2 separate regions of the Mus musculus genome follow, and region 1 is linked to region 2. The links are chromatin loops, found by intact Hi-C in ENCODE. Cell type or tissue: left cerebral cortex. All regions are shown on one strand. Links, peaks and the distances in the headings refer to the core of each region. The heading gives the core; the rest is flanking DNA.

Evidence for each region. Hi-C counts contacts between places; a loop is a spot of excess contacts. Peaks named below come from ENCODE experiments on the same cell type or tissue, not always from the same donor. Only the 100,000 strongest peaks of a DNase experiment are listed, where the experiment ranks them.
Region 1: it touches region 2 in a loop (13-fold over the local background); 2 of 42 quality-filtered maps call a loop at or near these places.

Annotation. Positions count from the first base shown.
Region 1 is chr3:116,903,698-116,909,077 of GRCm38, reverse strand. Frrs1 (ferric-chelate reductase 1) reads right to left here. Exons shown (of 17, transcript NM_009146.3): 17 at 5,328-5,380. Among named protein-coding and RNA genes, the nearest start is that of Frrs1, 45 kb to the right of the region's middle. In left cerebral cortex, for the core only: a CTCF peak has its summit at 4,731 (motif pointing left); DNase peaks (open chromatin) are centred at 1,807, 2,323, 2,938 and 4,723; H3K4me3 peaks cover 701 bases; H3K27ac peaks cover 2,026 bases.
Region 2 is chr3:117,356,681-117,361,994 of GRCm38, reverse strand. Plppr4 (phospholipid phosphatase related 4) reads left to right here and starts at 1,119. Exons shown (of 7, transcript NM_177664.5): 1 at 1,119-1,971. The coding sequence starts at 1,747. In left cerebral cortex, for the core only: no CTCF peak of the experiment used is centred there; DNase peaks (open chromatin) are centred at 2,589, 2,869, 3,048, 4,427 and 3 more places; H3K4me3 peaks cover 3,649 bases; H3K27ac peaks cover 3,393 bases.

The DNA.
Region 1 (5,380 bases), core at 157-5,156, 450 kb after region 2:
GGGAGTGTGTAGAGTGTAACTATCATAGCTTTATGATCCTGATGATGTTTTTTTAACATAAAAGATGGATCTTCCATGTTACAATCACAAAATTAATACCAATACTTAAAAGTGGAGAAGTATTAAAATATTATGGACAAAAAAAAAAAAAAAAAAAAAACAAGTTGCCTTGGTCATGGTGTCTGTTCACAGCAGGAAAACCCTAATAAGACAGTTGGTCAGTGGAACTCTTAGGTCTGTCTACATAGCTGGTCGCAGCATCCGTGGGCTCTTGCTTCAGCCTTGACTACACAGTACAAAGACCAGATGCTCTTTTTCCTGTACTGCATCCTAGGAAGAAGTGTTCAGTCACTGACCACCACGTATAAAGTTACCAACTCCTTTCACATCAGGACTCAACCAAAGACACAAGCAGGCAGGAATTAGGGTCCCGCACGCCAGACATTTCTCCAAATGATCTTCTCAGCCTATACTTGGTGCTGCTGCTTTCTAAGCCCTGAGTCCTCCAGGTTTCTAAACCAAGAAAACCTCTGCTGGGTCCCGACACTCAGCAGTGTGCCGGTTGCCACTGTCTTGTCATGATAGAAGCAAAACAGGGCCCTGGGTCCAAAACAGAGATTTTTTTTTTCCTCCTCTGAGTGTAGATTCCTTTCCAGAACCTTCTGGCATCTGCCCACTCTAGAAACGAACAGTTCCAGTGTTTACCCCAATTGCCTGTCTTTTTGTGGGGCTCGGCAGGGGCTTACTCAGAGCATCAAAATACTCCATGTTCAAAAAGTAATGTCAGTGAACATCGTGTACTTAGAATGCATGGTTTCAGGAGATCTACTCTGATCATTCAGAACAAATCATTCAGGGCCTGGATGAAAATCGAAAATGTTACACAGGGAAGCAGAACGTGGTGTAGTTACTTTTTTTTTTTATGTGAATACACTGTCCTATGGAAAGACAAAACCATCTTAAAATGGACCATCCTTGTCACTCATCTTGTGCATCTACCAAGTTCCAAGACTCAATTTTTGTCAGGTTGAAATAAAAATGCACACCCACTAAGAAGTCACCTCCCACTCCCTGGCTCCACCCAGCCCCTAAGAAGCCTCAGTACCCTCTCAGTTCCTACTGATTCCACTGTTCAGAACACTCCATACACATGGGTCCGTAGAGCAGACAACCTCCATCGCTGGCTTCTTTCACTTCGCATAGTATTTGGAAGGTTCATTCTACATCCACAGCGGCTATCAGTGCCTCGTTGCTTTGTATGGCTGAGCAATGTCCCACTGCACACACACTCCACGTGGCATTCCTCTGTCAACAGACATGTGGGCTGCACCACCCATCACTTGATAGGAACAGTGCTACAAGGAACGTTTTGCTCAGCTTTTATTGGTTTATTCCCATGTCAATCATCTCTCCGTGCAGAACTGTTCGTTGAATACGTTCAGAACGCTGTACGATCGTCACTTCCCCGACACAAACTTTACTCTCGTTAAGAAACAACTCCCACCCCCTAGCTACCCAGGCTCCACTCAATGACCTGAATTCTCCACACAGTTGATCCTGCTGGATCCCACACATGAGAATCATATAAGAACTGTCCTGTGTGTCTGGACAATTTCATCTAGCACAATATTTAAGATAAGCATCATATATTCTTATAATAATAAAAAAATACACATTTCACATGCAAAACTGTTATAGTTTAACATCGTCATCAAGTGGCAAAGACCTTACCAGCAACATGTACAAAGCGAGCACCTTTGGCTGGTATCATTTCACTCAGAAGTTTAGTGGGATAGATTGTTGAAGATGACAAAGAGGACTCTTAGGAGACAGATGCCATTGCCACAAACATGGAATTCAGAAGTAACTGTGGCTACTCGGGCCTCCCAGCTCCTGGGCCTTTCTAACTTACAGTAGTATCTGCCTCCCTTCCCATCACCCACTTACAAAGATGGATCAGTGCCGGGAACAGGACAAGGAGGAACCAGGAAGATGAAAGGAAAGAAAGCATGAATCTGGTTCTGGCTAGGATGAGAATGGAAAGGTTAGCACCCACAACGCTGTGGGCCTAGGAATGAGTATGGCCGGGGTTAGACAAGGAAGGAAGGACATGGGAGCTTTGAGAAGGCTGATCCAGTTCATAAAGAACATAAAAGAACCGTTTCTCCAGTTGCATTAATAATGGATTATCTTGAACAAGGCCCTTTGTTCCCCATTTCCCCCTGCTTCAGTAGAATACATAGATAAACAGAGTTAGAGCCAAGAGCCACACGGCCCCCACGGCTTCCCAGTTGGCATCTGCTGCGCTGTCCTTCCCACAGCCTCCTGGGCTGGTGCCGGATCCGGGAAGGATGAGTTATCATCTAACCTACAGCCCCAGATCCTCACACAAATTGAGTAGTACTAACAAGAGTGTGATTCACGTAGTCAATAAAGGTATAGGCCATCTGTGCCCTGGCTTGACCTCCGCAGACCAGAAGCTAACAAAACCAAAACAGACTCAGTTTCTGCATGCTAACTTAACCATGATTTTCCAGACTATTTCTTTTATCCTGTGAAAAATATATTAATCTCTATTCTGCAGAGTATCCCTTCTTTAAGAGAACATGATTTCACTGTTTTTGACAATATGCCTAGACACAGAAAAAAATCATTTAGTTTAACAATTGCTGTTTTTAAAAAAGTATATGAATACTTTTTTCAAAAAAAAAAAAAAACCTAGGTTGTTTATTACAAAAATGAGAAACACACGGAGCAGACGAGCCGTGACGTGTTCGTTCCTAAGGGAAACGGGCATGCTAAGATTAAGTGGCACGGGTTTCCTTGCACACTTTGATGGAGGAGTAAACCCGAGCAAATACCACTCCGTAAAAAAGATGCTGTGCAGGAACTCACAGCCGGTCAAAGCATCTGTGCAGTGATGAGTCACGAGTCCGGCATCTATATCACACCCTTTCCCAAAGCCCGGGGACCGCGTCAGAGGAGACGCAGAGCCTGTAAGAGCGCCAGAGGCTGGAAAGAAAGGCACAGGGTGGAAACTGTTTCGGGAGCTGGCAGGATCTCTTCACTGTGAGCTCACAGCCACTGTGGCTGCCTGCGTAACGCCTGGGCAAGGCCAAGCTAATCCACATTCTAGCGTGGAGTGGGAAGGGGTCTCTAACCCCACCCCTACCTGAGGACCTAAGGACAGTTGATGGCTTCTCATGGGAGTGAGTCCATTTTCTTTGGGAGGGTGTGGCTTGGAAAAAATTGACCTTGCTCCTTGGAGGACAGCCGGAAACCCAGAGAGTGTAGACAGCATAAATTGTTTTTAAAAAATAATGATAATATGGCATACAGTTTGGAATTAGGGAAGTTAGGGGAGGTGTGGGTGGAACTGAGGTGAATATGATCAAAATACATTATATGAAACTCTTTTTTCTCTTTATGGTTGTCTTTTTCCAAGACAGGGCTTCTGTGTGTAACAGCCCTGGCTGTCCTGAAACTCTCTTATAGACCAGATTGGCCTTGAACACACAGAGATCCTCCTGCCTCTGCCTCCCAAGATCTGGGATCCACACCCAGCTGTCCGTTATGTAAAATCCTTTTTCTTCAATTTAATTTATGTATTTACATCCCAAATGCTGCTCCCCCCCCCCAAGCCTCTCCTCACAGGGTTCCTCCTCTCATCCCATCTCCCCTTCACCTCTGAGAGGGTACACCTCCATCTTAAAGGACTAATAAAAAAAATTTTTCTTTTGAAAAATGCATTATATTGCCCTTGGCATCAGAAGTCCAGCAAGTTCACCTATCTGCAAACTGTACCTAAGCAAACCTTAACAAAAAAGGTGGAAACCCTTTCCTGAAAAGAACTTTTCCTTGTCTGTTATTGAACAGGACTGGTTAAGACATATGTTTTAGCCTTTAGTGGCTTACAATGGAAAACTGAAAGAAATTTTTTTCATATAGATTTAAATTGTTGCTGTGTCATTTCTCCAGTGTGAGGATGGAGGCATGGCTTCACACACTCTGCTCAAGCACGGTGCCACTGAGCCACATCTCCAGACCTTTTTCTTTTGAAATAAATTCATTCTCAAGGGATAGTATAAACCGTAATGTGCCATTCATTGACCATGAGCACAGGAAATTCCTACCTGAACCCTGTGCTATTTTTAGCTAAAATCTATGTAGAGAAAATCAGAACGTTTTCACTTTATTGGTTAGAAATAAAAGCATGGAGCTGGGGTCATTACTCAGAGATGAAGATGGGGTTCTGGGGCCAAGCAGAAATGATATCATCAGCTGAAAAAGTATCTGAAAAATAAAATATATTCTACCAATTATTTTGCTTGTTTCCTTTGCCTAAGAAAATTATCTTCATTTGCAGCAGGGTCAGAAGGATACAAAAGAAAATATCAAACAGTCATTATAAATAATCAAAGAAAACAAATAAAAGTTAAGTCAGAAAGTATTAACACCAGTCATTAAGTTTCTAGCACCTATTACAGAGAGAGAGAGAGAGAGAGAGAGAGAGAGAGAGAGAGGGAGAGGGAGAGGGAGAGGGAGAGGGAGAGGGAGAGGGAGGGAGGGAGGGAGGGAGAGAGAGAGAGAGAGAGAGAGAGAGAGAGAGAGAGAGAATTCAGAGCATATGATGTAAGGAAATAGTCCCATAATAAAAACACTTAGTGGCAACAGAACAAATGAGTCCTCCGGTATTACAGCGCCACCCACTGGCTGTAAGTCCTCACAGCAGAGATAGAAAATACGGAGTAGGAGGAAACACACGGCCTGTGCTGTCACTAGAGCACCAGGGATGTCTTCCAAAGGAACCCATCCATGTTAGTGTATCTTCAAGAGACAAGAACACTTGCTGGATCCGTTCACAAGGGTGAGGTTTAGCAACTGAGAGATTCGCAGCTTTGTTCTAGCTCCTATAAGGACTGATCTCACGGCTGAAACAGGACATAAGATGTCGTTTCAGCTCCACAAAGGAAAAATAAATGAGATCTCTAATCAGGGGCACCTACCTGCATTTAACTGCTAAAGGAAATATAGTATCCGTAATATAACTACATGTTAAGGAAATGCCCACTGAATAAATCAACAGCTACCTTTAGACAGAAATACTGAACACAAAGGAGAAAATCTCCTAACTGCTGGTCGGAAAACGTGTTTAGTTTTTTTTCTTGTAGGTTTTACTTGTTTGGTGTGTGTGTGTGTGTGTGTGTGTGTCTGTGTGTGTGTGTGTCTGTGTGTCTGTGTGTGTGTGCGCATAAAATCAAAATGTAGTAATTTTTTTTTAAACTCTAAGACAAAATCTTTTAAATAAACTAGTCAAACATAAATGTAGTCTTTAAAGTACCATAGCAGCATCGTCATGAAAATTACAGTTCCCTTAAAA
Region 2 (5,314 bases), core at 315-5,314:
TTAGTGATTAACTGTGCAATGTTGATAGAACTGCGTTCATCAACAGAGAGACATAGTAAGTACAAAGGTTTTGGGTCCCCTCACCATCAGAATCAGAAAAACTAGTGCAGTTCATCAGGTAGAATGTCCATCAGGATTCCAGGTAAAATAAAGAGGTGGGGGTGGGGGTGAGGGTTACACATAGTGGGAAGCTTCTAGAAGGGTTAACCAGAGAAATGAAATCAGTAATTGCTTTTCAGAAGTACCTTTGGGCTACTGTGTGAGGGGTAAGGCATGGCTTAAAATTTGTAAGGACTCTTTTTTTTTTCCTGCCAATCAAAACAAGACATGGTAGTGACCCGCGGTGGGGGGGGGGGGGGAGGGAGGGTGAGTACTCTGTTTTGAATAATAATATGGGATAATATAGTCTTTTTCTATAGCTTCTATTCTCTGAGTAAGATAAAGCTAGATGGTTGTGTGGCTTTTGAGAAGTTAGGAGAAGATATGTATGGAACCAAGACCAGCTAAGAAGGACACACTAGGTTTGGAAGGTGGGGGGACTTAAGCCATGGTCCCAAGGTCACGTGTTGTGGTTTTATTCTACTGTATTTAGCTGTTCAGATAAACATCTTATTTACCTGGGGTAGAGTTTCACTGAATAGTATGGTACATGAGCAATTGCACTGCAGGACTCTGAAACCTAATCTTGGCAGAAGGAGTAGAGGCAAGATGCCGCATGGGTAGTAAAATGTGAATGTTATGAATATGGCATCTAGCTTGCCAAAACCCCACTGGAGCAGCAATGGAAAAAGCCAGCTGAAAAGTAGGCTGGGGATTCAAAGTCGTGTGATTGACAGGGAAACTTTGGAAGAGCAAGAAATGACCTAGAACAGATAGGGACAGAAGTGGGTGATATCCCCATGTGTTGCTTTGTGTCCCTTGAGTGCTTCTGCTGTAGCACTTGACACTGATGGTTTGCGAAAAGAATCATAAATGTGAGAGCAACCACGGACCCTGACAACCAGGGCTTGGGCTTAGACTCCAGTGTTTGGAGTCATGCTTCCATAGTTACGGCTGTGATTCCCACAGTGCACTAGGGAATAAGAATGTGGTTAGAATATTTCCTGAGCTTTGGGGCCAGCGATGATGCCCCATTTACCCTTTCTCTTCAGATGCAGGAAATTTTCACTCTGTTCCCCAGCTGATTGGAGCTTTTTCTAGGTGCTTCCCTGGGAGTTACCTCCCTAGAGATCAGCAGGCAGGGCTGTCACGCTTGGGTAGCAGCCAGCTCCCAGTGAATTCCTTCTGTGGCCTACTTGTCCTTATGAAGTCCGAGTTTTAATTTTGCACAGGTAGGAGGTCTCTTTTGCTATGGATAGGGCGGATAACGGTGCTACCATTAGAAAACAGGCTTCTGTTTTCTAGGAAGGCAAGAGGAACCCCAGGTAGGGGACCTTGTGAGACCAGGTGACTTGGCTCCTCAGCCTTGCTTCTACAGAAACCAGGAGTGCTTCCCCCCACTCTTCCCTATTTTTGACGTCAAGCTCAACCAGCCAGCAGAGGAGCCTCACGGCTTGGGCGGTGGAGAGAGAGCCCAGGGAGAGTGGCAGGGAGGGGAAGCCATCTCAGCAACAGCTTGGAGAGGGAGCTGCTATCCCTTGCCCGCAAAACACGGACTAAAGCCAGGCTGAAGAAGACCTGCGGGCTCGGGCTCGGGGATCCGCGGGGTTACTGCAAAGAGGGGCGGGGAAAAGGCGGGGGCGCTGCATGCAGCGCGCTGGTTCCAGCGGTGCCCGCGGGGAATGTGACATCAGCGGCGCCGGGCGCTTGCGGCTGGAGCAGGCAGCTCGCCTCGGTGGCCGCACGGTGCACACCTCGCCCGGGGGAGGACTTGGAGCCCGGCAGGCGGCCGGGATGTCGGCGAAGGAGAGGCCAAAGGGCAAAGTGATCAAGGACAGCGTCACCCTCCTGCCCTGTTTTTATTTCGTTGAGGTGAGTTGGCCCAGCGCCCTGGCATAATGCAGATCTTTCCGGACAGCTCCGGAGCTAATTCGGGTCCTGGGCGGGATTGGTGACCACACCGGAGCACCAAGGGCTTGAGCCACTGCCTTTCCTAAATGCTCGACCCTTTCCCTTTCCTCCCACAGGTTTTTCTCCAGAGCTCCCCTGAGTCTGCCTGTGGACACCTGCCAGCACCGCCTGGTTATCACTAGGGGCGGCTTGCTGGGTGGCCTTCCAGGAAGGGATACCTGTGAGAGTACTGGTCTAGTTTTTGGCCCTGTAGCGCCAGTTGTGCACAGCATATATCAGTGCCCCAGAGGGGCCATGATGCCTGTATTTTGAAATTTGTGTTTTTCAATTTGCTGACTATTTCTAGAACTCTGTGAGCTTTTGGTGGGAATTCAAAAGCATACAGTTTTGCCTAGACTGTAGGACCAGAAATGTTTATGTGGTATTAGGATTATCGGTGGCTTCTATTAACCCCCCTAAACCCGTCTCCTACTACAGTTGCTATGGTACTTCATCTGCTTCTAAAATTGGGTCATTTCTAGATGTCAGTCAACAATCGACTGGCCTTTAGCCATGGTGTGTGTGGGTGTGTGCACAGACACATACATATATCCATGTACATATATATATAGCTCAGTGTAGATATATGCATAAACGAGTGAATATATATTTCAAATGTATGACATCATCTGAGTTCACTTTGTGTGTGTGTGTGTGTGTGTGTGTGTGTGTGTGTGTGTGTGTGTATCTGTGCTTTTATTCTGACCTGAGCAATATTTCGGTTAAGCAATTAATATGGAGTTGCACTCATAATGAACCTCTGGCTTACCTAATGCAGCATTTGAGGGAGGAACAGTTTATGGGAGGGGTGTAAAGATTGACAGGTACAGGATTCCATGTACTGTGATTCATTGCATTTGGAAGACATTTTTAAGCAAGGGGTTTCTTAAATTACAGGTGAAGCAAGGATACATTTAGGAAGAAGATCTAACAGTTCCAAGGGTAAAACTGTGGTTTGTGTAATTACATCTCAGGTTGAATAGGGAATTCTGAAACGGTTGCTGCATTATACATAGCCTTCCTTCCTTGTCTTTTTAGCCAAACATGGAGGTGCTCACTTCCAAGCACAGACAGCAGACTCTGTGTTTGGTGACTGAGAGGTTGATCTGGATTGGGGAAGAGCTACTATGTTGAAACTTGGAGAAGACATCTTCTGTCAAGGCTCTCCTTTGATATTGCTGTATATCTCAGAGTTTCTTTTATGTGCCATATATTTTTTGAAAGATTTAAGTTTTAAGAGAGGTGTATATGACCTGCATAAGTTTCAGAGAAATGACCTGTCAACCTTTCCCTTCATCTCAGACCTATAGAAAAGAAGCAGATGTGGGGGGGAGGGGAAGAGAGAGAGAGACCCTGTTTGCTTAAAATCATTGTTTCATCTATTATCCTTTTTTACAAGGAATCTTGAGGCTATGGCTATGTGTGCCCAGAAGGCTCAGTGAACAGAATCAAGGAATGGGACTCTGAGCTGCCTGCTTCTACATCAGTGGCTAAACCACTTGTAGCACTGCTGATCCATTTAGTAGTGTTTTTTTTTTTTCTTTTTTTTCTTTTTTTTTTTTTTTTTTTTTTTTGCTAAAGCACTTTTAATCATATCTAAATCTTTTATGTTTATTGGAGAGAAATTAATGATTTTGGGGGTCTGTCCCTAAGAGATACTCATCCGAGGTCAGCTGGAAGCTGACTACACCAGAACACAGCTGTATATGTTTGTAATCTCAATGAATGAGGCTACAAACCAAAAAATTCAATCATTCTCTTAAAGAATGCTACTGACTCTTGAGAAACTTTTCATGGACTACATACCCTTTAACTTAGGATCTTAAAAGTAAAGATGTTTTATAATTCATTGGAATTGTGTCTCTAGGAGAAAAAAAATCTTACAAATGTTATACATTTTCCAGGAATGGAAATCATTATTTTCACATTGACCCACTCTGACACCTTCTATGAATTCATTAAGCCAGAGAAGTTACAGAAAGATGACTTGAAATAAATCATTGAGTTTATTATAAGATTTTGTTTGCATTTTCTTATTTTGATTTTTGGTTGTGTTTTGAAATAGGATGCCAAGGGAGCCCAAGCTGGCTTCAACTTAACTAGTAGCAAGACTGGCCTTAAATCCCTGACCCTCCTGACTGTACTTTGCACATGCTGGGATGAGAGGCATGGGCCACTGTGCCTGCCTCGTGAGATTAAAATGAGTATCTATAACACTGTATTTGGGGGTGGTAATAGACTTCTAATAGAGACCTCCAAAATTGGATGGCAAATTGTCTCCCTGAAACTTGAATGCACGATGAACCTCTAAAGAGATTGTAGAAGAGGGAAGAAGGCATCATTCTTCCAGCTATTTAGGAGTTGGCAGCAAGCACTACCCAGCTCCTTAGAAATGACTCATTTTGAAGCTAGTGGGAGGAATCTGCAGGATGAGTCTCTTTTGCAAGATGAATAAACAGAACTTGAATTAACATGTCAATTTAAAAGCACTAGAGGAATGTCCCTTGACTTTGGGACATAGTTCCCCATGACTCGGGGATTAAGATAGATTGACAAAATTCAAGTAAATCTCCTTCCATCACATATCAGCATAGAGAGTATAACTGAAGTAACATAAAGACAGTGAGACGGCCAGTATTCAGGGGAGAAAAGTCTTCAGGTCTTGTCTTTCTTTAAGGTGTGGGCCATTTTAGATTGTTCTTTGCTTCTTGAGTTCTTTATATATTTTGGATATTAGCCCTCTATCAGAATATGGTTTCCCAATCTGTAGGTTGACGATTTGTCCTATTGACTATGTCCTTTGCCTTACAGAAGCTTTTCAGTTTCATTCAGTACCATTTATAAATTCTTGATCTTAGAGCCTGAGCCATTGAAGTTCTGTTTAGGAAATCCCCACCCCACCCCCATGCCCATGAGTTTGAGGTTCTTTCCCACTTTCTTTTCTATTAGATTCAGTGTACCTGGTTTTATGTTGAGGTCTTTGATCCATATGGACTTGAACTTTGTGCAAGATGACAAATATGAGTCATTTTTCATTTTTCTACATACTGACTGCCAGTTAGACCGGCATCATTTATTGAAGATGCTTTCTTTTTTCCATTACACAAAGGAACTTAACTGGTAAAATTTCACATGGACCAGAGAGGGATAAAATAAACCTAGATACAGTTCTGTCAACTGCAATGTCTAGCAACATTTGATTGATTGGGAACACAATGAACCTTAAAGATAGATTGACCTGGTTCAAACATCACCTGTGCCGTGT